Linked DNA regions of Homo sapiens: regions 2 and 3 are each linked to region 1. The links are chromatin loops, found by intact Hi-C in ENCODE. Cell type or tissue: PC-3. All regions are shown on one strand.

What was found. Peaks named below come from ENCODE experiments on the same cell type or tissue, not always from the same donor. Only the 100,000 strongest peaks of a DNase experiment are listed, where the experiment ranks them.
Region 2: a loop joins it to region 1, with 3 times the contacts of the local background. A loop is called at or near these places in 5 of 110 quality-filtered maps.
Region 3: it touches region 1 in a loop (2.5-fold over the local background); 3 of 110 quality-filtered maps call a loop at or near these places.

The regions. Positions count from the first base shown.
Region 1 is chr21:41,117,625-41,125,624 of GRCh38, reverse strand. No RefSeq gene overlaps it. Among named protein-coding and RNA genes, the nearest start is that of LINC00323, 26 kb to the left of the region's middle. In PC-3, CTCF peaks have their summits at 3,423 and 3,632 (motif pointing left); a DNase peak (open chromatin) is centred at 3,634; H3K27me3 peaks cover 2,546 bases.
Region 2 is chr21:41,254,076-41,262,075 of GRCh38, reverse strand. BACE2 (beta-secretase 2) reads right to left here. Exons shown (of 9, transcript NM_012105.5): 8 at 4,750-4,918. Among named protein-coding and RNA genes, the nearest start is that of FAM3B, 59 kb to the left of the region's middle. In PC-3, no CTCF peak of the experiment used is centred here; DNase peaks (open chromatin) are centred at 3,265, 3,585 and 7,565; H3K27ac peaks cover 3,631 bases.
Region 3 is chr21:41,216,460-41,224,459 of GRCh38, reverse strand. All of the region lies in intron 1 of BACE2 (beta-secretase 2), which reads right to left. Among named protein-coding and RNA genes, the nearest start is that of PLAC4, 35 kb to the right of the region's middle. RefSeq lists an enhancer at 1,327-1,826. In PC-3, no CTCF peak of the experiment used is centred here; a DNase peak (open chromatin) is centred at 4,839; H3K27ac peaks cover 357 bases.

The sequences.
Region 1 (8,000 bases):
AGTAATTAACTCTGTTAATTGTAATGGAAACCATTGTCCAATGCATTCTATATGATAGACGCCTCTGCTGACGTTGCTTTACTGTAGCCCAGCTTGGCCCGCGTGCTCAACTGGCCACTGAATGCAGGTAAGTCCTTGCAGTAATCCTTCTGGGGAATAAACTGCTTGCCTGCTTTAGTTCCCAATTTTCCCTCCTTGGAAATAAAACTCAGCTCTGTGAATATGAAAATAACTATTTTATTCCTATCACTGAGCCTCTGCCCCCTCCAAAACTCCTCGTTTGGAATCTGTGCTTTTGTAAGGAGCCAAAATACTGAACCCAGCAAGTGAATACAAGAAAAGATGCCTTAGGGCTCTTTTCAGCCTCACCTCTCTGTGCCAGGGCTAGCTGGTGGTTTATTGCTAAGAGCCGCTCCCTCACAATTCCCTGGGAAGGCTTGTCCATTGCTCTCAAGCTGCAGCTCTGCGAGGTCACTCACCGGTGGCCACTGGCCGGTGTGAACTGTTCTGCTCACAACTGGCAGCCGCCCCATCATGAGGCTTCCTTTCGGCCTCAGCCTCTGGGCTAGAAATTAGTTGCCTTTGTCCGCAGTTACTCTGTTCCCCAGCCTCGCTGTGATTATAAATAGCCCTATCCATTCCAGGACAAGTGATTCAGGACTCACACACAGGTTGCCATTTGATCGTAATTATATAATCACATCTGTGAGCACTGCATGGGTTTTAAAATGAAGTGGTAAGTATTGGCTTACTGACTCTAGAGGGTGGTACCTTGGCAGAGGCAGTTGTGTTTCTCCTCATCCTCAAGAAATTGGCGTCGCGAACCAAATGTTCCGTGGTTATGGAATGTTCTATATAAGATTCAAACTGCTGCTTGGAAAAGCTAGGGAAGACCTTCTGGCATGCTGCAAGTTGATCTTTTCTGGCGTAACTGAAAATAGGAGAGAAAGAAGGGAGAGTGTGGAGTTTTTCTTGGTTAAGTCACACAGACAAAATTAGTGCTAGAAGAAGCACTAGCTTTAGAAAACGTGTCATGTGCTTGGATTGTGGATGGCAATTTTAGTACTCCTGTGTGCTCAACTTTTAAATGTCTCTCTAAAAATTTTATTAAGGGCATCCTTGTGGGGGCACATATCAATTTAGTGCTTGCTCTAGCAACCAGATGCCGGGCAGGTTCTAAGACCTATTTCTGACTAGAGTGAAAAGCAAACAGAACTATTTCTAAGATAACATCTTTGCTTGATTTATGCTAATTTCTTGTTAACATTTAAAATCAGTTCCTTGCTTTAATTTAGTATTAAAATTCAGGTACCCTGCCCCCTCCAAGGGGTAAAAAGATAAGTGGGAAAGAGCTTATTTGGACACCCAATGGGGGCTTATCCCCAGATTTAATGTAAAAATATGATTGATAATACATGTGCTCTTTAAAAGTTTTACATTCTAAATCGGAAAAAAAGCAGGAGACTTGCTGTAGACGGTTGGCTGGATTGTATTTTGCCTTCATCCATTTCGACCTCTGCCTCCACTCTGGGTTTAGAGAATGCTCCTGGCTACAAGCTCTCAGCTTTTTCACGTAGCCTGTGACCTCCCAGGGAGACACTGACCCCTAGTCCATCCATTTGCACATTTATTCAGCAAAAATTGAGCATCTGAGGCTGTGTTCTAGACACTGAACAAAATGCCCTGCCCTTATAGAGCTTACCTTCTTGCAGTTCTGTTTTTGTAAATCTACGGAGCCAGCAGAGAGTTGTTCTCAAGCAGGTTCAGTGACTCTTCATCAGGGCCAGAATCCTTCCTGCCACATCTGATCGGGGTTTTGTGTCCCTGTGTCCTTCTGATGCAGAGGACACTGTCATTGTCACTGCCATTAGGAACCCCATGCACCTGTCCACCTGCCCCACACAGAGGCTGGCTTAGCTGCACTCGTCACTCCCTGCATCACAGCTATGCACACGTTTGCAAGTCCCCATTCTTATTTTTGTTTATTCGTTCATTAATTTGTCATTTCTTTTTGCCCTCATCTCCCACTCCCATTCTCCCCTTTTCCGTTGGCAATCAGGTTGATGTGTTTAACGCATATCTCTTAATTTTAAGGTAGTTTTAAAAGAAGGTGTCTCCAGTTTTGTGTGCACTTGTTTAAATTGTTATGTGAAGGATAAAGAGCTTGGGTTCTTGACTCAGCCAGCTTGGGTTCCAGTCCGAGTTCTGCTGTAGTCTGGGTGGCCTTGGCCTTACTACACAATCTCTCTGCATCTTCGTTTCATCATCTGTAAGACGGAGCTGAGACTAGTAACCTACTTGGCTTAACTGTTTCATGGATTAAATTAGTTAATATGGTGAGGTGCTTAGAAGAGGGTCTGGTAGGTGGTCATCCCTCCATAAGGGTTGGCAACTAGTGCTGCTAGTTCATCTTTACATGCAGGTTATCTTCACCTTCCCCACCATATTTTACAGAAAGAGACACTGGCAAGTTTAGCTGATTAACGTTTGTCCTGAAAACCAGTCCCCTAATTTTCTCTCTCCAGCTGACATGCTTCAGGGCAGGGCTGCAGTGGTTAGAAGGAGACAGTGGTCGTGTTGCAGCAGTTAGAACTCAGTGAGGAGAGAGAGGTCAAAGGGTCGGTAAAACAGGGGAAGTTTCATATAAAGAACTACTAACCACAATAAAAGAATAACTACAAGACATAAGGAAATGCAATAGGGTACCCTAGGGCAGTGGTCCCCAACCCCCTGGCCATGGACCAGCATCAGTCTGTGGCCTGTTAGGAACTGGGCTGCACAGCGGCAGGTGAGCTGCAGGTGAGCAAGCGAAGCTTCATCTGTATTCACAGCCGCTCCCCATCATTCGCATTACTGCCAGAGCTCCACTTCCTGTCAGATCAGCGGCATTAAAATCTCACAGGAGTGAGAACCCTATTGTGACCTGGGCATGCGAGGGATCTAGGTTGCACGCTCCTTACGAGAATCTAATGCCTGATGATCTGTTACTGTCTCCCATCTCCCCCAGATGGGACCATCTACTTGCAGGAAAACAAGCTCAGGGCTCCCACTGGTTCTATATGATGGTGAGTTGTATAACTATTTCATTTTATATTACAACGTATATTACAATTACAATAAATATTTCATTATATATTACAATGTATTTTTATTTAATAAAAATAAAGTGCACAATAAACGTAAGGTGCTTGAACCATCCTGAAACCATCTCCCCAACCCTGGGTCTGTGGAAAAATTGCCTTCCACAAAATTGGTCCTTGGTGCCAAAAAGGCTGGGGACCACTGTCCTAGGGCTCAGGGAGATGCCCAAGGAAGGAGGGGCTGGGAATGTCTCCAGACCTTCTGGAGAGGGTGTGGTCAGCCAGGGGAGGCAGGAGGTGCCCCGGCTTGGCCACGACAAGGCGGGTCTGGAGCCACCGGGGCACCTTCATGAGCACAGGCCCTGCGGTGTTGGGGGGCTTGTGGCCCTGCAGAGCACAGGGGGCTGCGCAGGTGCTTGGTTTCCCTGTCGAGAGGGCTGAGGCCAGGATGTCACCAGGCTGAGATATCAGAGCCACTGTGGTCCTCACACCTATGTCCGGCTGGAAGTAACAGACGGCCTTGTTCTCCTGCGTGTCCCTCCAGCGCCCTCTACTGGGAAAGCTTCGCCTCGCACTTTGAAGGAGAGAAATACTGAGAACAATTCCGTGGCTTATCACAGAGCATGTTCAGAAGGATGTGGGCATTGCTGAGAGGCAGTACATGGAGACTGACACTCAAGTCCACTGCACACTCCGCCTCGTTACAGAAAGCATTGCCAAGGAAGTCACTGAAGAAATCACCCGTCTGGGCCTGGCGCGGTGGCTCACTCCTACAATCCTAGCACTTTGGGAGGCCGAGGAGGGTGGATCATGAGGTCAAGAGATCGAGACCATCCTGGCCAACATGGTGAAACCCCGTCTCTACTAAAAATACAAAAATTAGCTGGGGGTGGTGGCGCATGCCTGTAGTCCCAGCTACTTGGGAGGCTGAGGCAGGAGAATCGCTTGAACCCAGGAAGCAGAGGTTGCAGTGAGGTGAGATTGCACCACTGCACTCCAGCTTGGCGACAGAGTGAGACTGCCTCAAAGAAAGGAAAAAAAAAAGAAAGAAAGAAATCAAGAAATCATCCATCTGCTTTGGATACGCGGCCCTTCAGGAAAATTCCTTAACTGTTCAATATTCACTGAGTGCCTACTGAGTGCATTGTTCCATGTGCTGGGGGGTAAGTGATAAAGGTGGGCAGGCTCCTTTGAAGCTCCTTGAGCTCATGAGGCTCATATTCTGGGGGGAGAAGTTAGATAAATAACCAAATATACAAGAAAATATCAGGAAATGATCAGGACACTGTATTGCATATAACAGAATGCGGGTGGTGCGGGGGAGGGGGGTAGAGATCCTGGGCCGGCCATGAGGTGCCCTCTGAGGGGCGACCTTGAAGCTGAAGCTGAGCCTCAGGAAGGGACTGGCTGTGTGAAGACCTGAAGGAGGGTCTTTGCAAGAGCAGGAGCTTGGCATGAAATTCTCAAATGCATCCCTACAATTCCAAAGATTTTAAATCTATCAACTCTTCCTACCTTACAGATAAGAAAATTATGTGTATGAGTTGATAATTGAATCCGTTATAGATACATCCAATATATTTATATTTTATTGTGATATGCATTTTTTTAAAACTTAGTGAACTGGGTTGCTCTATTTCCTTATGGATTCTTAGATTTTCTGGGTGAAAATTCGTTTGTGCCTCAAGTGCCAGGCCTGCTCATCTTTCAAAGTTCCAGAGCAAGAAGTGGAGCACACCCTTTAGTCCACATCCCTTCTCCCCGCATGCTCCTCAGAGATCATTTAGTTTCTTTTTTTTTTTTTGAGACAGGGTCTCGCCCTATTGCCCAGGCTGGAGTGCAGTGGTGTGATCATAGCTCACTGCAGCCTCAACTTCCTGGGCTCAGGTGATTCTCCCACCTCAGCCTCCCGAGTAGCTGGGACTACAGGCATGCACCACCATGCCCGGCTAATTTTTATATTTTTTTAGTAGAGACGGGGTTTCGCCATGTTGCCCAGGTTGGTTTGGAACTCCTGGGCTTAAGTGATCCTCCTGCCTCGGCCTCCCAAAGTGCTGGGATTACAGGAGTGAGGCACTGCACCCAGCCCTTCACTGAGTTTCTCTATCACCTTCATTTTCTGCCTTCCTGTGGGGACCTCAGTCCTGGAGGTAACCCATGTCCTTTTGCTCCACTGCCAAAAGTCTCTATTAAGGTACATTTGTCCTAAGAAAAGCCCCATGATTTAAAGCTCTGTCTCTTCTTCCCTATCAAGTCTCTAATCAATTACCACTTCTCAGACAGCCATCACAGGGAAAGCTGGAGCTGATGGGCTGTTCTGCACTCACCTATTAGTGGAGAACAGACTTTCATGTGTTATTTAATTCCCAGAGTATCAGGAAACAAAAGGTAATTTTTGTTTGTTTGTTTTTACTATGATGCTCTTGGCATTAGCCACAGGCAGATGGAATGGAGATGTGTGAGTCAGTGCCGGGGACTTACTCTTCCATGAATGCTCAAGGATGGTATGAAATAGGGCAGAACAATCCCATTTTTTTCTTCTTATGTATGTGTGATCAAATTATCTCATTTTATTTATTTTTTTGTTTTCTTTGGACTTTCTTGTTGACACAAAAATAAATAGGAATGGATAAAGGCATAAACAAATGTATTATATGCAATGGAATATTATTCAGCCATGAAAAGGAAGACTTCCTGACACAGGGCATAACATGGATGAACCTTGAAGACAGTATGCTCTGTGAAGTGTGCCAGAAGGGAAAGGACAAATGCTGAATGAGTCCACTTCTATGAGGTCCCTAGAATAGTCTGATTCATAAAGACAAAAAGTAGAATGGTGGCTTCCAGAGGCTGCGGAGGAGGAACATGGGGAGTTAGTGTTTAATGAAGACAGAGTACAGTTTGGGAAGATGCAAAGTTCTGGAGGTGAAAGGTGATGATGGTTGATACAACAAAGTGAATGAACTCAATGCCAATGAACTGTGCACTTAAAAATGGTTAAGATGGTAAATTTTATGTTATGTATATTTTACCACGGCCATAAAGATAAGATAGGAAGGACGTGTCCTGAGGCTTTGAGGTCTGGATGCCAGCTTCATTAGAAAGAAGAAGGCAGGAGGAACATGCATATATATCCTCTAAGGCTGACACTTCATTAGTGTGACCTCAAGGCTCTCTGGGGGCACCGTTTCTATCTGGGTGACTTCTGGCCAGTGCTGTTTTGTTTTCTAACATGGTCTGAGCATGGAGTGACTTCTCTGCTGGGAAAAGGCTGTGGCTTTGAAAATCCTCCCAGCCAGAAGTTTTGCAGAGCTGAGGAGCTAGGCACTAGAAAGGGAAGGAACTACAGGCGGAAATAAATGCTGCAGGATCCTCACACCTGTCACGTGGTTTATTGTTGTTGAGAAACAACAATAAACAAACCCCACCCCAGTGAGTGGAGCATGCATGGGTTACTTCCCTCATTATTCGAGCATCTGAAGAACCTTTTGCAAACACAGATGGCCATTTCTGACAGGTTGGAGCTCTCACTGAATGTGCCTCTCTACTCAGATTTGGCTAAGTCCCGAGCACATTGCAACACGCCTCCCCTCAAAAGCCTCCCCTGGCTTTCCACCATTTCCCAGAATGTAGGTAAGGAGAGGGCTACTCCCTGTGATTGCTTCCCTCTCTGACATGTATAAAACACACATTTGGCTGGCTGTGGTGGCTGACGCCTGTAATCCCAGCACTTTGGGAGGCCAAGGCGGGCGGATCACGAGGTCAGGAGATGGAGACCATCCTGGCTAACACTGTGAAACCCCATCTCTACTAAAAATACAAAAACAAAATTAGCTGGGCGTGGTGGTAGGAGCCTGTAGTTCTAGCTACTTGGGGGGCTGAGGCAGGAGAATGGCGTGAATCCAGGAGGCGGAGCTTGCAGTGAGCCGAGATCCAGCCACCGCACTCCAGCCTGGGCGACTCCGTCTCAAACAAAAACAAAAACACCTATTTACCAATTAGCAAGCTAGAAACGAGTGGCCAACTCTCAAGTGTCTGGTTGATTGACACCATTTCAAAGATCAGGTTTCATTAGGTCATTGATTACCATTATATCTGGTATGATAGATTAATTTCATATTCATTCTATACAGACATTTGTTTATTCAGAAATCTGTGTGCTCCTAGAGGGTGTAAAGTAACTAAGATTTGGAATCCTAGAACGTCTGGAAGGAGGAAGAGCCAGAAGTCAAAAATCCTTGATGTTGGTTGGCACGAGGCTATGGTGTTTCAAGAAGTCCAACAAAGGTAAAAATGTCAGGAATAACTCTGGCCTCACATTAAAAATAACAGTTGCATACGCCTCAACATGGTGTGTCTATGCTTCAGAAAATTAGGTGCTGAACTAGTGCATTTCATTAGTTACAATTCACTCTGATTTGAGAGCATATGTACTTGGAACGAGCAACTGTGTTACTATAATTTGCCCATAGGGCATCACGCATCCTTTCTACCTGCTCTTCTTTGTTTTAATAGAATTTATAAAATGATCTATTCAGAGATTCAAATTCTTCCTGGTTTAGTCTTGGGAGAGTGTATGTTCGAGGAATTTATCCATTTCTTCTAGATTTTCTAGTTTATTTGTGTAGAGGTGTTTGTAGTATTCTCTGATGGTAGTTTGTATTTCTGTGGGATCGGTGATGATATCCCCTTTATCATTTTTTATTGCGTCTATTTGATTCTTCTCTCTTTTTTTCTATATTAGTCTTGCTAGCGGTCTATCAATTTTGTTGATCCTTTCAAAAAACCAGCTCCTGGATTCATTACTTTTTGAAGGGTTTTTTGTGTCTCTATTTCCTTCAGTTCTGCTCTGATTTTAGTTATTTCTTGCCTTCTGCTAGCTTTTGAATGTGTTTGCTCTTGCTTTTCTAGTTCTTTTAA
Region 2 (8,000 bases), 140 kb before region 1:
CAAATATTATTAATTTTTTAGGTGTGATTATGGTATTGTGGTTATATAGGAGAATGTCCTTACTTTTAGAATGCATAATGAAATATTTAGGGGTGAAAGTCATGATATCTGCAACTTATTTGCAAATGGCTCAGCAAAAACTACATACTCACCTATATACACATACTGGTATATGGCAAAATGTTAAAAGTTACTAAATCTAGATGGTTGACATGCAGAACAGCATGGTATTATTTTTAGTCTTTTCTGTATATAAATTTTTTAAATAAAAAAATTGGAAAAATCAGAGGGGAAAACATTATATATTCAATAAGGATGCTGAGAAAATGGAACGTCCTTATATAAATTAATTTCCTAATTCACATTTTGGAAGAAAATAAGAAAAAAGTATACAGTATCTTTAGAAGAAAAAAATCCCTATTTTCTTGGATTAAAGAAGTATTTCTTAAATAAGGCACAGGGCATAGTTCATGAGAGAAATACTGGTAAATTTGATTTCACTAAATTAAAGATATATATAAATATAAGGCACCAAAACAAAGTAAAAAGTCAGGGAGACTAGATAGTATAACTCAGAAAAACTAATACCTCAGAAATATAAGGAACTCATGTCTATCAGTAAAAAGTATGGGTAGAAAAATGTGCACACTATATTAGTAGAAAAATTCACCCTCAGAGAAGAAGCTCAAACATCCCAAAAACATATCCAAAGTTGTATGATCTTGAAAGTAATCAACTAAAATGTGACACTATTGCACATACATGGATTAGCAAAACACAAAGACAAAACAAATACAGTCATGCTTTTAGGGAATGGAAATTCTCATATAATGCTGATGTTTCAGCTACTTTAAAGACAAATTTGACTGTAGCCAATAACACTGAAGAGTTGCATAATAAATCATTTAGAAATTCCATTCCTAGGTGATCTCATTCATCTACACAAAGACGTTCACTGCAGTACGGTTTATAATTGCCAATACAGAAATAATCCAAATGTTAATTAAGATAAAAATGGGTAATCTGGGTACATTCATAAAGTGAGATAGTATGCAGTCAAAACAAATAACCTAGGACTCATATCAATATGGAAAATCTATAAAATGTAATGTCAAACAATAAAGTCGAGTTGACAAAGGATACACACTACCACAGCATTCCTATAAATTTAAAAATAAAAAAAAATAAACCAAACAAACAAATCAACCAACCTAGGTTTTGTGATAAGTATACGGTAGGATGTTTCCAAGATGACTGCGGATGACTCCTGGCATTTACCTGCGTCGTCCCCTCCCACATCATATCAGGGTCATTCTGTGCGACCAACGGAGTGGGGCAGCAGTGAGAACATGCTGCTTCCAAGATTAGGTGATGAAAACCTGGGGTTTCTATCCTGGGTGCCCCGTCATGCTCTCTCGGATCACATGTTCAGGGCTGACCAGAGGACATCAGGCAGTCCTGGAGTGAGGTCCAAATGGTGAGGGAAGCAGGGCTCCTGCCACCACAACAGTGAGCTTGGAACCAGCTCCTACAATGGACTTCAGACAGCTGCAGCCTCATGAGCAATGGTGGGCCAGAGACACCCGGCTAAGTGCCTCATCAACTCCTGGCCCTAAGAAACTCCACAAGATGGCCAGACATGGTGGCTCAAGCCTGTAATCCCAGCACTTTGGAACACCAAGGTGGGAGGATCGCTTGAGCCCAGGGGTTCAAGACCAGCCTGGGCAACGCAGCAAAACCCCATCTCTACACAAAATACCAAAAATTTTCTGGGCATGGTGACACATGCTATAGTCCCAGGTACTTGGGAGGCTGAGGTGGGAGGATTGCTTGAGCCTGGGAGGTGAAGGCTGCACTGAGCCAACATCATGCCACTGCACTCAAGCCTGGTAAGAGAGTGAGACCCTGTCTTTTAAAAACAAAACAAAACAAAGACAGGCTGGGTGTGGTGGCATATGCTTGTAAACCTAGCACTTTGGGAGGCCACGGCGGGGCCGGGGGGTCAATCACTTGAGCCTGGGAGGTGGAGACCAGCCTGGGCAACATGGCAAAACCCCCTCTAGAGAAAATACAAAAAATTATCTAGGGCAGTGGTGCACACCTGTAGTCCCAGCTACTCAGGAGGTTGAGGTCAGAGGATCACCTGAACCAGGGAGGTTGGGCTAAAGTGAGCCCTGATCATGCCACTGCACTCTACTCTAGCCTGAGTGACAGAGCAAGACCCTGTCTAAAAATAAAAAATAAAATAAAAAAAGAAAAAAAAGAAAACAAAAGAAAGAAAGAAACTGCAGAAGGTGATAGAGAGTTGTGACATTTGGGGGTAAGTTGTTACATAGCAATAGATAATTAATAGAAGGTGCACATGCCCATCTAGTAAAATTATAAATGTATAGTAATTCAGATAAGAATATACACTAATCTCAGGATAATGAGTAGTGCTGGGGGAGGGGGTGGGGTGAAACTTTAGCTATACTTGGTTTTTTATTTCTAAGACAAATTTTTAAAGAAAATATGACAAAATATTAAATCTAGATAGTCCATAAATGCACACATAGTATATGATTTTCTGTAACTTAAGGTTTTTTTGTTACTTAAACATTTTATAATGAAAAATAAATACTTAAAAAAAAAAAAGAAAGGCAGCATAGCTATTCCATTTATTAGGGTTCTATCGAGCACTGTCTGGGCCGTTAATTGCAGCCCTGAGGAAAGTAATTACTTTAATGGCGAAACAATCCACATGGAAGAGGGGACATATATCAGTGTATTTTCCCATGGCTGGTAAAATCTAACATTTAAATACCAAAAGCTCAAGTACATTTTTAAAAAAGGAACAAAAGCTGTATATAAGAGCATCTAGCAAATAACTCACAGTGAAATTCAGGGAAAAAAAAGTTGCCCTGCCTAGAGACGCCTAATATTACACCATTTCCAACAGTAATTCACTGAGAAAACAAATGGTTATTAGATTCTGCAGTATTAAGTGGACCCTCTAACAGCTGTTGCCATAGTAGCCTCTACTTTAATGATATTTAATGAGAGAACAGAAATTGTGGACAAAATTGCCTAAGTTCTTAGATTCTCTTGGTTAAAAAGAAGTAAAACAGTCACAGTTAGGAAATTCAGTGATATTTCAGTCCCACCTGCTGCCACAGAGAAAGGTCTCACTCAATGATAACTGAACAGGCTAAAAGAGTTATTGCACATACATAAGGTAAACATTTACACATAGCAAAGATAAAAAACATGACAATGGGAAGGGTTCCAAGTCTGCTCACAAATGCAAAGCGAAATACGTCGGCACAGATATTTATGAAGACATGTCATGATGTGTCATATACATACACTGGGTTGGATGATTTTATTTATACAGAATATGAATTGGCCTAATAGTCCACTGCAATCTTTCCTTTTAATATTTCTGTTCTCTAAATTGTTACTTTACTTTTCTGAAAGGCCACTCTGCTAAAGTCAGCTAATGAAGCATCCTTTATCTGCTTTATTTACCAGGAGTCCTGTTTTAAGACCATGTTTTAGGTATTAAAAAATAGTAACTGAAATCTCTCCCTCCTGGAATAATTCAGCTGTGATCACTTGGCATTTTGCCTGTGTACCTCATCCTGGCAGCTCTTCACCTGGGTTGAGATCAGAGTGAAGGTCTGAGTTGAGGCTTCCAGGATGGCCCAGCAATCTCACCTGTCCTCCAACAGCGTCTCATATCCATCAAATTCCTACAAAACCCCCTTTCCTTCAACCACATGGTGATCTTGTATTTCCCTATCGATTCCCAAATTTTGTTCTATTCTACCTCATTGTCATCGATTCTTTTTTGACCTCACACTTAATTTTTCTCTCCTTTCACATATCACCAGCACAACTTTGGAATTCCATTCTGCTCCTGACTTCAAACCCAATGTACCATTTTTTTTTCAGTCTCTTGACATCTTGTTTTGAAAGGCTGCCGTTCTCCTGACCACTTTTCTGATTCAGGCTCTTCCTCCACTTGTCTCCGGCAATTCAATCTCATGCCCACTTCTGTGATTTGCCTCTGCCTTGCAGGCTTGGACTCTCAGTCAGAAATACCTAATCCTCCCATTAAGCCGTGTGTGGTGTGAGCACTCCGTTTCAAGCAAACCGTGAAGTCTGAAGACATTTTCAAGCTTATGGGGTTTATCTATCCTCTTGACTTTCTCATGCTATCCTGGTTTCTCTGAAGACCTGCCAACCCTCCAGCTAGACTGCAGAGTCATGCTGCGGGCTGCCCTCACACATCTTTCAAAGGAATCCCACGAGAAACAGGGGCTCCTTGGTCTCATTATATTAGGATTTCAAGAAATCGCAACGATAGGTGTTCATTTCCTATTTCAAAATGAGGACAGCTTTATGGACAAATAAATGTACACGGCTTATGTGTGAAATTTCTTCCTTACTCATTTTGCTTAAACTGTCGAAAAATTGCAATTCAACTCCAAGGTTTCACGGCATATTTTTACTCCTAGTGACTATCAGGACTCACACTCAGTAAGCATTTCCCATGTGCCAAGCACTGAAGTTTCACATGGATGATGTCATTTAATTCTCTCAGCAACCCCATGACCCATTTTATTGAGAAGATTTTGATCACTGGTGATAGGAATGAGTGAAACAATTCAATGGTAATTGAGTTGCCATCAAGAATTGCTTCCAAGTCAGCACATTTACATAAAGGACTCTTGTCGGGGATCCCTGTTCGATGCCAGAATCGCTCACCTGCACAGGGGCTCGCTGCGAAGCCCACCCTCTTCTGGGCTCTGTCGAAGATGACGTAGAAGCCCTCCATCACCGTGGCACCGATCACCAGCGCATTTGTGGATGGGGAAATGCCGAATCGGTAACATTCATAATTCAGGCCGGCCCCCATCATGGGCTGAATGTAAAGCTGTTTGTCGGAGAGGAGAGAGCAAACAAACAAGAAAAAGCACAAATCAGGCAGTATCACAAAATTGCTGAGGTCACACGCATGCTCAGGACCCTCCCAGGCGCTGGGGGGAGTCACGGGAGAAGAAAGATGATCTCACCCTGCCATCCAGGAGGAGAGAAGATCAAAAGCATGGTGATCAATATTATTGATCAGTGACAGCACAGGTGACCCACATGCACCACCTGGAGTTACACACAGGTGCACACACCCAGAAGACGTCTGTCCAACTGTTTGCTGATGAAAAGAGTCAAACTCTGTAAAATATTTTGAAGAGATTTATTCTGAGCCAAGTATGAGTGACCATGGCCCATGAGACAGCCTCAGGAGGTCCGGAGAACATGTGCCCAAGGTGGTTAGGGCACAGCCTGGTTTTATACAATTTTGAGAGACATGAGACATCAATCAAATACTTTTAAGATGTCCATTGGTTTGGTTCAGAAAGGCAGGACAAGTCAAAGTGGGGCTTCCAGGCTAGAGGTAAATTAAAAATTTTCTGGTTGATAATTGGTTAAGTTTATCTAACCTGGGATCAATGGAAAGGAAATGTTTGGATTAAGAGACCAAAGTTTTATTGTGCAGAGGAAGCTTTTAGTTAGCAGGCTGTGAAGAAAAGAGGTTGTGAAATGTGTCTTACAGAATTTAAAAGGGTGCCTTCATATATACCATGGAATACTATGCAGCCATAAAAAAGGATGAGTTTATGTCCTTTGCAGGGACATGGATAAAGCTGAAAACCATCATTCTCAGCAAACTATCACAAGAACAGAAAACCAAACACCACATGTTCTCACTCATAAGTGGGAGTTGAACAATAAGAACACATGGACATACGGAGAGGAACATCACACACCAGGACCTGTCAGGGGGTAGAGGGCTAGGGGAGGGATAACATTAGGAGAAATACCTAATGCAGGTGACGGGTTGATGGGCGCAACAAATCACCATGCCACCTGTATAACTATGTAACAAACCTGCACATTCTGCACATGTACCCCAGAACTTAAAGTATATATGTATTAAACAAAAAAAAACAAAACAAACAAACAAAAAAAAAAGGTTGCCTGACTCTTAGTCGATTATCTTCTAGATCTGGAAAGAATAAAAAAAGGGAAAAGGGGATTCTCTATACAATGTAGATTTTTCTCACAAGAGACAACTCTGCAGGGCAATTTCAAAATATGAAAAGGAAATATATTTGGGGTTAAAATATTTTGATTTCTTTCCTTATTTGTTATGTGATGTTATGCCAGAGCTAGGCTGGAAAGCAGGCCATGTTATACAAGGTTAAATAAAACCCTTCTGGTGAAACTTTATGGTGTGTAGAGCGGACTCCCCAGGCCCCTTAGGTAGGAATTTTGGGCAAGAGAATTAAAAAAAAAGTCAGAGTTTAGTCCTCATGTCCATCTGGCTATCTGCCCAGCAGTTATCTGCTGAGGACTTCACATGGCTCAGGTGCTGCTCTCTGCACCAGCACTACAACGGTGAATGACACACAGTCCCTGCTCCCTCGAGGCTTCCAATCTAGGGGGAACCAGGCAGTAACCATAGGGCGGGAAGTGCCCCCACAGACACCCTCTATGGGTACTGCTGACCACTAATCACTTCGTCCGTGTGGACGCTTTCTTCACTTGGACTCTAAGAGGGCTGCATTCTTCTCCCTAACTCCCTGGCTGCTCCTTCTCAGGCACTGTATTGGATTTCCTTCATCTTCCTCCCCTGCAAGCATCGGAGCACTCTCAGGCTCTGGCCTCCTCTCAATCTTCCCTCCTTGGGTGACCCATCTGGCCCCACCCCATGGCCCTAGGTCACCCCGTGATCTAGCCTGAGACTCCCAACTCCTCCTCTCCAGCCCAGACCTGGGCCACCATTGCCACATGCTTGTGTCCGCCTGCCTGCCCACCTCTCAATCGGCATTTCCCGTGTAACCTGTAAAACCTGAATGCTGGCTGTTCCCCCCAAATCAGACCTCTCCCACAGTTCTCTGTCTCAGTAAATTCATGATTCACCCAGTTACTCAGGCCCTATAGTGCTGGGCCAGTCCTTTTCTCTCTTAGCCTGCATGGAGACTGTAACCAGACCCTTGTGAGCCTTCCTGTGAAACCGAAGCGGAATCAAATCACTCCCTCGCCCAACTCAGGCCAAGTCCTCACTGTCCTCGTCTCTTGGGATCCACTGCAATGGCTCCTAGCTGGCCCAGAGCTCATCATGCGCCCCTCGGGCAGACAGAGTTTTAAAAGTAGGCAGCCTGACGGAGGCAGGACAATTTCCTCAGTGAAAAGAGGAAGAAGTAATCAACATCAGAGAGAAGACAGCATCTGTGGGTCAGCAGTTCTGCTATTCAGGAGGGCCAGTTCCCACAGGTGCTGTGCAGTGTTAAATGAAGATGAGTCGGCCATTGATATCCCTGGAGCCAAGAGTATGTGGGGAAATGGGTCAAACCTGAACACAATCAGTGAGCAAATCAATATCCTACCAGCAGTAACAATTTCTTGGCTTTTGGATAGCAAATAATTCAAATGCAGGCAATTAGAGAGTACAGCAGCTGAGTATGACAAAATGCCCCTGTTTGGAGAAAAGCAAGAGTGCAAAATGAGTAAGAAAACGAACCTTCCTGTGAGTAATGATTAGCCTTAAAGGGCAGAGACAGGAAGAAAGACTTGGATGAAACAGGCAGACACACGAATACACAGAGTCCTGGGCCTTCTGGCTGTAGGGGGTTTGAGGGACTGTGAGGGGTGATTTTGGAGGGAGCAGAAAAGACTGAGAGGAGACCAGCAGGGAGGGGCTGCCATGTGACCACACTGAAGAGCAGGTCAAGTAGGGATAAAGTAGAAGCTGTGAAGAAACCTTAGAGCTCCCCTGTGGGCTGCCAGCTGCTGTTTTTTAACAGGCCACATAGGATTCAGCCCATGGGCTTTTGGAAAATAGTGTTGGGTATAGACAAAGTTTAAAGTAATTGCTTTCGAATTGACTCTTTTCTGCAGGAGCAATCGTTTGCCCACTTATTAGGGCTCATGTTTGAGAGGTCCCAGGTAGGGCC
Region 3 (8,000 bases), 99 kb before region 1:
CCCAGCACTTTGGGAGGCCGAGGTGAGTGGATCCTGGCTAACACGGTGAAACCCCATCTCTACTAAAAATACAAAAAATTAGCCGGACGTGGTGGCACACGCCTGCAGTCCCAGCTACTTGGGAGGCTGAGGCAGGAGAATTGCTTGAACCCAGGAGGCAGAGGTTGCAGTGAGCCGAGATCGCACCACTGCATTCCAGCCTGGGTGACAGAACGATACTCCATCTCAAAAAAAAAAAAAAAAAAAAAAATCAAAATAGGCAAGTTTTTGCCTAGGATTATCTTACCAACAATTATAAAATAATTTTGCCAAGGACCTCAGTTTAGCTGGGACCAGTGTTTGTCTCTGAGCTGACCCATCAGCAGGATCTGACTCAGTCTCGCTCCCTCTTCCTGGAAATATTCTTCACTCTGGATCCCGGGGCCCCACACTTTCCTGATTTCCTCCTTCTCTGACTCCTCACTTTAGTCTCACGGACAGGTGCTTCTCATCTCCCCACCCTGCTGAACTTTCCCGGGGCTCAGCTCAGGAATCACTTCTGGGATCCATCCACTCACACCCTTGGGGTCCCCACTGAGTCTCAAGGCTTTAAATGCCATCCGCATGTTGACGAACCCCAAGTGTACCTCTCGGCCCCGGGCTGCGCATGCACTCTGGGCTCTACCTATTCAACACCTTTCCCTGGCTGGCTAATAGTCATCTTTTATGGGTTGAGATGTGTTTTCCAAAAAGAGATGCTGAAGTTCCTAACCCCTGCACCTGTGAATGTGCCCTTATTTGGAAAAAAGGTCTTTACAGAGATAATCAAGTGAAGGTGAGGACCACAGAGGTGAGCTCTAATCCAGTATCACAGGCGTCCTTCCAGGGAGACGAAAATGCACGGAAAGCAGACACACGGGGGGTGCCAAGTAACAGCAGAGACAGGGATGGGAGTGACGGAGTCACAAGAATGCCAAAGGACTGACAACCATGGCCAGGGGCTGGAAGAGGAAAGGACGGCTCCACCTGGAGTCTCAGAGGATGCATGGCCCCACCAACACCTTGATTTCAGACTTCTTGCCTCTAGAACTGTGAAAGAATACATTCCTGGGGTTTTTTTTTTTTTTGACAGTGTCTCACTCTGTCACCCAGGCTGGAGTACAGCAGCACAATCATCACTTGCTGTAGCCTCAAACTCCTGGGCTCAAGGGATCCTCTCACCTCAGCCTCCAAAGTAGCTGGGACCACAGGCGTGCACCACCATGCCTGGCTAATTTATTTTTATTTTTTGTAGAGATGGGGTCTCACTATGTTGCCCAGGCTGGTCTTGAACTCCCGGGCTCAAGTGATCCTCTCGTCTTGGCCTCCTAAAGTGCTGGGATTACAGGCATGAGCCACTGCACCTGGCCCATTCCTGTTGTTTTCAGCTCTCAGTTTGTGTACTTAGTTACAGCAGGTCCAGGAAACATCTTGAGATGGGACATCATCTCACGCCTGGCGTGTCCCGAATTGAGCTCCAGCTGCCCCCACCCCTGCTCTCCTGGTGGACTTGACCATCTCGGTCGACAGCAGCTCCATCAGGTCAGGCCAGGCCATGCCGGAGGTGATCCCTAGGGCTTCCTTCCCCTCATGGCCCACATCCAGCCACCAGGAGGTCCCGAGGGCTCCACCTTCAGGTTCTGGCCCACACCGGCCCACCCCTCACCTCCTCCAAGGAGTCTGTGGGGGTCCACACCACTGTCATCCCCTCCTCGTCCTCACTGGTGTCCCTGCTTCCTTCCTAGGCCTACTTCCAACCAGCAGCCACCACAGTCCTATTACAGTTAAGTCAGAGGGAGTCAGCCCTCCACCTCCCATGGCTCTCACGTCACCCAGAGTAACTGGCGAAGTCCTCACATGGCCTGCTGAGTCACTCGCCATGCCCTGACATCACTCCTCCCAGCCACGCTGACCACCAGGCCACTCCGTGAAAGCCCCAGACATCCCCCAGGGGCAGGGCCTTTCCCCTGGCCACCTTGCTGGGGTGGGGGCTCTTCCCCAGGATACCCAGGTCCAGGTCCATGTGGCACGGCCCATCGCTCCCTTCCAGGCTTCCTTCAACGCCACCTTCTCCACGAAGCTGACCCTGGCTGGCCCTTTGGGAGAACTGCTGTTCCCAGTCTCCTGCCGGCCTGTGCATCCCTTTCCCTCCCATAACACCACACCTTTCACATAACAGTGACAGCAGACACTGAACACCGCCTGCAGTGGGCTGGGCACTGCTGTACGTGCTTCCTATATCCATTAGCTTATTTCAACCTCATAACAGAGCTCTGAGGGCAGCACAGTCCTCACTCCACGTCACAGATGCAAACACTGAGGTGCAGAGAGTCTGACTTGCTCAACTCTACAAGGGTAAGTGGCAGAGCTGAGGCTGGAACCCAGAGTCAGACTCCGAGCGCATTCTTGTAACCAACTCAGCCACTGCCTGGGCCCCGTGCGCAATCATGCCATTCACGGGGTCCCGACAGCTCCTGCTGCCTCCGCCCCACCAGCGTGAAGCCTCCCTCTGACAGGGATTTTTGCTGTTTGCTGCTCTGTCTGCCGTGCATGCCTGTAACAGGGCCAGGCACACAGTAGACACTGACACTTTTTTTTTTTTTTTTTTTTTTTTGAGACAGAGTCTCGCTCAGTCACCCAGGCTGGAGTGCAGTGGCTCTATCTCAGCTCACTGCAAGCTCCTCCTCCTGGGCTCACGCCATTCTCCTGCCTCAGCCTCCCGAGTAGCTGGGACTACAGGCTCCCGCCACCACGCCCAGCTAATTTTTTTGTATTTTTTTAGTAGAGACGGGGTTTCACCGTGTTAGCCAGGATGGTCTCGATCTCCTGACCTCGTGATCCACCCTCTGCGGCCTCCCAAAGTGCTGGGATTACAGGCGTGAGCCACCGCGCCCGGCCGACACTCACACATTTGTGGAATCGACAACAAAATTATTTGCAAAGGTAAAATCAAAGACACTCGTTTTGCCCTTGGTACAAAGATAACAGATTCCAAAATAATAAGCAAGAATAATGCAGTCTGTGCACACAAACCAGCTGTGTGTAGGTTCTGCACACACAGTTTTCGAGCTGTTGGCAGAAACTGTCAGACTCCTACTTCCCTAATGTACTAAGTGCCATTGCCCCTTCCCCTGCAGGAGGCCATGGAAATAGTGGAGAGGAATGAACGACAGTCCTGGGCATCTGCCAGGGGCAGTGCTGTAACCTGTGGTCACACCCCTGTGTTTTCTCAAACGAAAAGCTACTTTGTGACTTCAGAGAATTCCCTCCCGACCAATGAAGATCATGTTCACAAAAACTTTGTAGGAATGGTAGGGAAACAGATTTGGGGGATGAAGGTTTGAAGTGAATCTAAAACAATGGCAAAGGCACTCTACTGTTTTTTTTTTTTTTTTTTAATATACTTTTTTTTTGAGATGGGGTCTCACTGTGTTGCCCAGGCTGGTCTTGAACTCCTGACTTCAAGTGATCCACCCGCCTCAGCCTCCCAAAGTGCTGGGATTACAGGCATGAGTCACCACACCTGGCCAGCAAAGGCACTCTAAATAATGAGACTATAAATGTTACTTTAAACCTCTTCGTTTTAGTAAATGAATGCTCTATTCTTAATTTCGATTTACAAATACACAGCTCCTAGAAAATGTGTAAGAGCTTGCTCCTTTACAGAGGTGTTTGGGTTGATTTCAGATAGAATGTAATCTCACATATATAAAAATATATTTACATATATATAATGTATTATATATAATAATTTATTATCTGGTTCTTCATCCAAATATTAGATGCTCAACAGCCCCAAGTTTCAAAGCCACAGTTTGGGTTAGATTTAATCCTAATTTCTCATAAACGTACAAAAGGGCATGAAAGATTGTGAAATACGTATGTGATTTCATCCCCATTTCCTGGCATACAACTCCTAAAATCTCTGGAATCTCCAAAGTGATGTGTTTTTGTATGCTGTGAGTTGACTGATGGCTGGCAGCCCCTAGGTAGCTTCGGGATGGGGGCTGGTCACCAGAAAGAGCAAGGCGGGATTAGAGGACTGGGACTTTCAGCCCCACCCCCAACCTTGGGGAGTGGGGAGGAGCTGAAGGTTAAGCTGATCACCAATGGCCAATGGCTTAATCAATCATGTCTACATAACGAAGCTTCCACAAAACCCCAAAAGAACAGGGTTCATTAAATTTCCAGACAGCTGAGGTTCCCGGAGGGTGGCGTGTACAGGGGGGGCACGGAAGTTCTGTACCTGTCCCCCTATACCTCAACCTACACATCTCTTCATCTGTATCTTCTGTAACGCCCTTTATAATAAACCAGTGTACATGTCTTCCTGAGTTCTGTGAGTAAATCTAGCAAATTAATCAAACCAAGGATAGGATCCTGGAAATCTTCCATTTGTAGCCGATCGATCAGAAGCACAGGCAATGACCCGGAGCTCGCAACTGGCATGGAAGCTGGGGGCAGTCTTGGGGGACTGGGCCCTCACTCTGGGGTCCCACGCCATCCCCAGGCAGACAGTGTAGGAACTGAACTAAATTAGAGGATACGCAGCTGGTGTCTGTCGCAGAACCGATCGATTGTTTGTTGGTGAGGAGAAATCCCCGCACATTTGGTCCCGGAAGTCTTCTGTGTTGATCGTTGTGGTGTGAGAGCAGAGGGAAATCAGTGTGTGGTTTTTCCACTTAGAGGACACCAAGCAAATCTGCATTTACATGGATTTCACAGGAGAGAAATTGTTGGAGGCTGAGTAATTCTTGCATGTATCAAATAGTCAGTAACAGGTCAAAGTAAGTGAAGGAGATCCGTCCCTAGGTCAGTCTGGTTGAACCAGATATTCCTGAAGGACAGGGTTCTCTCTTTTTCTGCTCTTAAATAATAAACACTAAGTTATCAGTAACTCACCACAACCTGATTCTCAAAGGGGGCAGGCATATCAGAATCCCTGCACCATTTTTAAACATTCCCCCAAACTGAATTATTTTAAGAGATGAATTTATCAATTTGCATCCAATTATACACATTTTTCCTCATCCTATCTCTTCCTATGTGACACTGTCTGCTATAATGTTTCTTCTTTTATTCTTTTCATCTTTACTATACAGATTTCTGGTGTTTAATAATTGTTCTGGTGAACTGCAAGCTTTACATCTATTTTTAAATTATTCTAGTCATTTTCTTTACAATTTTATGTGATATATCTTAACCTCTTCTCTTGATTTAGCAACTTAGAATGATATTTTTGGGATCCCCACTCTGCACACTTCTAAAAAAATCAAGAATTGGCTGGGCGCGGTGGCTCACGCCTGTAATCCCAGCACTTTGGGAGGCCGAGGCAGGCAGATCATGAGGTTAGGAGATCCAGACCATCCTGGCTAACACAGTGAAACCCCGTCTCTACTAAAAATACAAAAATTAGCCGGGTGTGGTGGCGCACACCTGTAGTCCCAGCTACTCGGGAGGCTGAGGCAGGAAAATCGCTTGAACCCGGGAGGCGGAGGTTGCAGTGAGCTGAGATCACACCACTGCACTCCAGCCTGGTGACAGAGCGAGACTCTGTCACAAAAAAAAAAAAGTCAAGATGTTTGGAAGGGACAGGGGGTGCTCCAGGATAGGGAGTGATGGGAAGAAGTGCTGGATTATAACATTATTTTTACTTTCATGATATGCCTTTTTGTAATTTTACATAATGCATGAACATCTTTCTTTTTTACCTACCTGCCAATATTTTTTATTTATCATCTGTCAGAATTTCCTTCCATTAAGGAAGATGAGGTGGTGAATGTACCTATGTCACCAGGAATCTGAGTCCCACCAACCTCTCCATAGGTTACACTGTTGTTTATATATTTTCAAGATTTGTTTTTGATACCCATATTTCCCACAGTTGCTTAGTCATTCTATAAGGAAAGAGGTTCTCTCCTTCCTACCAGTCCTCCTGTCTCTGACTTCACCCAGCTCCCCAATGGCTAGGTTTTGTTCAGCCTCCCACGGGCCCCACCCAAAGTTGGACACCATCTTCCCCAAGGGCTTTCATGCTTGCGAGCACCTATCCATGGCCTTTACACTTGAAGAATGATCTGCCTGGGTTTTGTGCATTTGGGTCATATTTTTTTTCTTAACACTTTATATATATGTTTCTCCAGTGTATTTCAACAGTGAGTATTTGTGGAGAAATCTAAAGCATGTCTTATTTTTCCTCATTACACGTGACTTTTTCTCCTTGGTTACTGAAGAATTCTTTCCATAGCCACAAAGTTCTATAGTTGTATTGTTTATATTAGAACCATCGTTCTGTAGTTTTACTGACATATCTTAACATTGGTTGGTCTGATTCAAGTTTCCTGGAAAACGGGACTCACTTTTTACATTAATTTCTTATGGCTGCCTTAACAAACAGCCACAAACTGGTTGGCATGAGATAATATACATTTATTTTCTGGCAGTTCTGGAGGTCAGAAGTCCAAAATCTAGGTGTGGGCGGGGCTGCGCTTCCCACAGAAGCTCCAGGGGAGGGCCCTTCTTGTCTCTCCCAGTTTCTGGTAGGGGCTGGCAGCCCTCAGGCTGTGTCATGGAGGCGTGTCCCCAGGCCTCCCACTCACTTGCTGCTGGCCGCCGCCTTTACTTGCTCCGTCCATCTTCAAGGCTTGCCGGCCTCCAGGCCTCCTTGCTGCCTGCCGAGCTGGCTCTGTGACACCTTCTTTGCATCCAGCTTAGGATTATCACAAGAGCAAAAGCCACTTCTATGGCTGATGTGAAAAGAGCAAGGGCCGGGACCTAAACCATCACTGGGAGGGGGCTCCAAAGTACAACGTGTCCAGCACCCAGGCTGGAAAGCACCGAGGCTCAACCAGCAGATACCTCGCCAAAGCTGCCATGAGCTGCCACAGGGAAGGCACAGGGCCCTGAGTGTTCACCACTGTCTCTGTGTTGGGGATTTAAATGCTTTCTGGAGGCAAGATGAATTTGGAAGTTGCTTGGCTAAAACGGGGTAAAGAGGGAAAGGAGGGGGGTAAAGAGGTAAAGGAGAGACAGAAAACAAACACACAAAAATTCCTTTACAAGGCAAATCAGAGAATACTAGGGCTTGAGAAGAGGACAGTGTGGATGTTAGGCAAGAAACATCAATCGCCCTAAAAAAATAACTAATTGCACAACAGTAGGAAATACGTTTTCTTGGCCATTGAAAGTCACAGATAAGAACAGCTCTAGATTGGGCCGGGCGCAGTGGCTCACGCCTGTAATCCCGGCACTTTGGGAGGCCGAGGCGGGCAGATCACGAGGTCAGAGTTCAAGACCAGCCTGACCAACATGGTGAAACCCCGTCTCTACTAAAAATACAAAAATTAGCCTGGCGTGGTGGCACACACCTGTAATCCCAGCTACTCAGGAGACTGAGGCAGGAGAATTGCTTGAACCCAAGAGGCAGAAGTTGCAGTAAGCCAAGATCGCACCACTGCGCTCCAGCCTGGGTGACAGAGCGAGACTCCATCTCAGAGAAAAAAAAACAAAAAAAGAACAGCTACAGATTTCTGAACAAGACCAGCCTTCCTCCCTGTGCCCACTGTCCATCGTGGAAGCTGTTTCACAACCATTTCTGGGTCTCGCTGGCAACTCTGCACTCAGTAGCTCAGGAGATCCCACACCCGGCCGGTCAGGCTGGCAACGCACGTCCGCGCTGACTGCGACTGCGTAACTAGACAGGGCCAAGGCAGGAACAAGACTTGCCCTCCACACAGCAGCCCCAGTGACAGGGGGACTCTCTCCAGAGACGCTTCACCCTGCTTCCCTCCCTCTGAAGCTCCACCGCAGCCTCTGCATTGCCTCATGACCGGAGCTCGTTCTCACACGCCCAGACCCGGTCCTGCCTCTCAGGGGGTGTCACTCCTCCGCAGAGGCAGGGAACACAAATGCAGAGAAAGTCAGACCAAAGTGTGGACTGCATTCTTTTACACAGGTGATTTCTTCTCATTGCCCAGGCATTC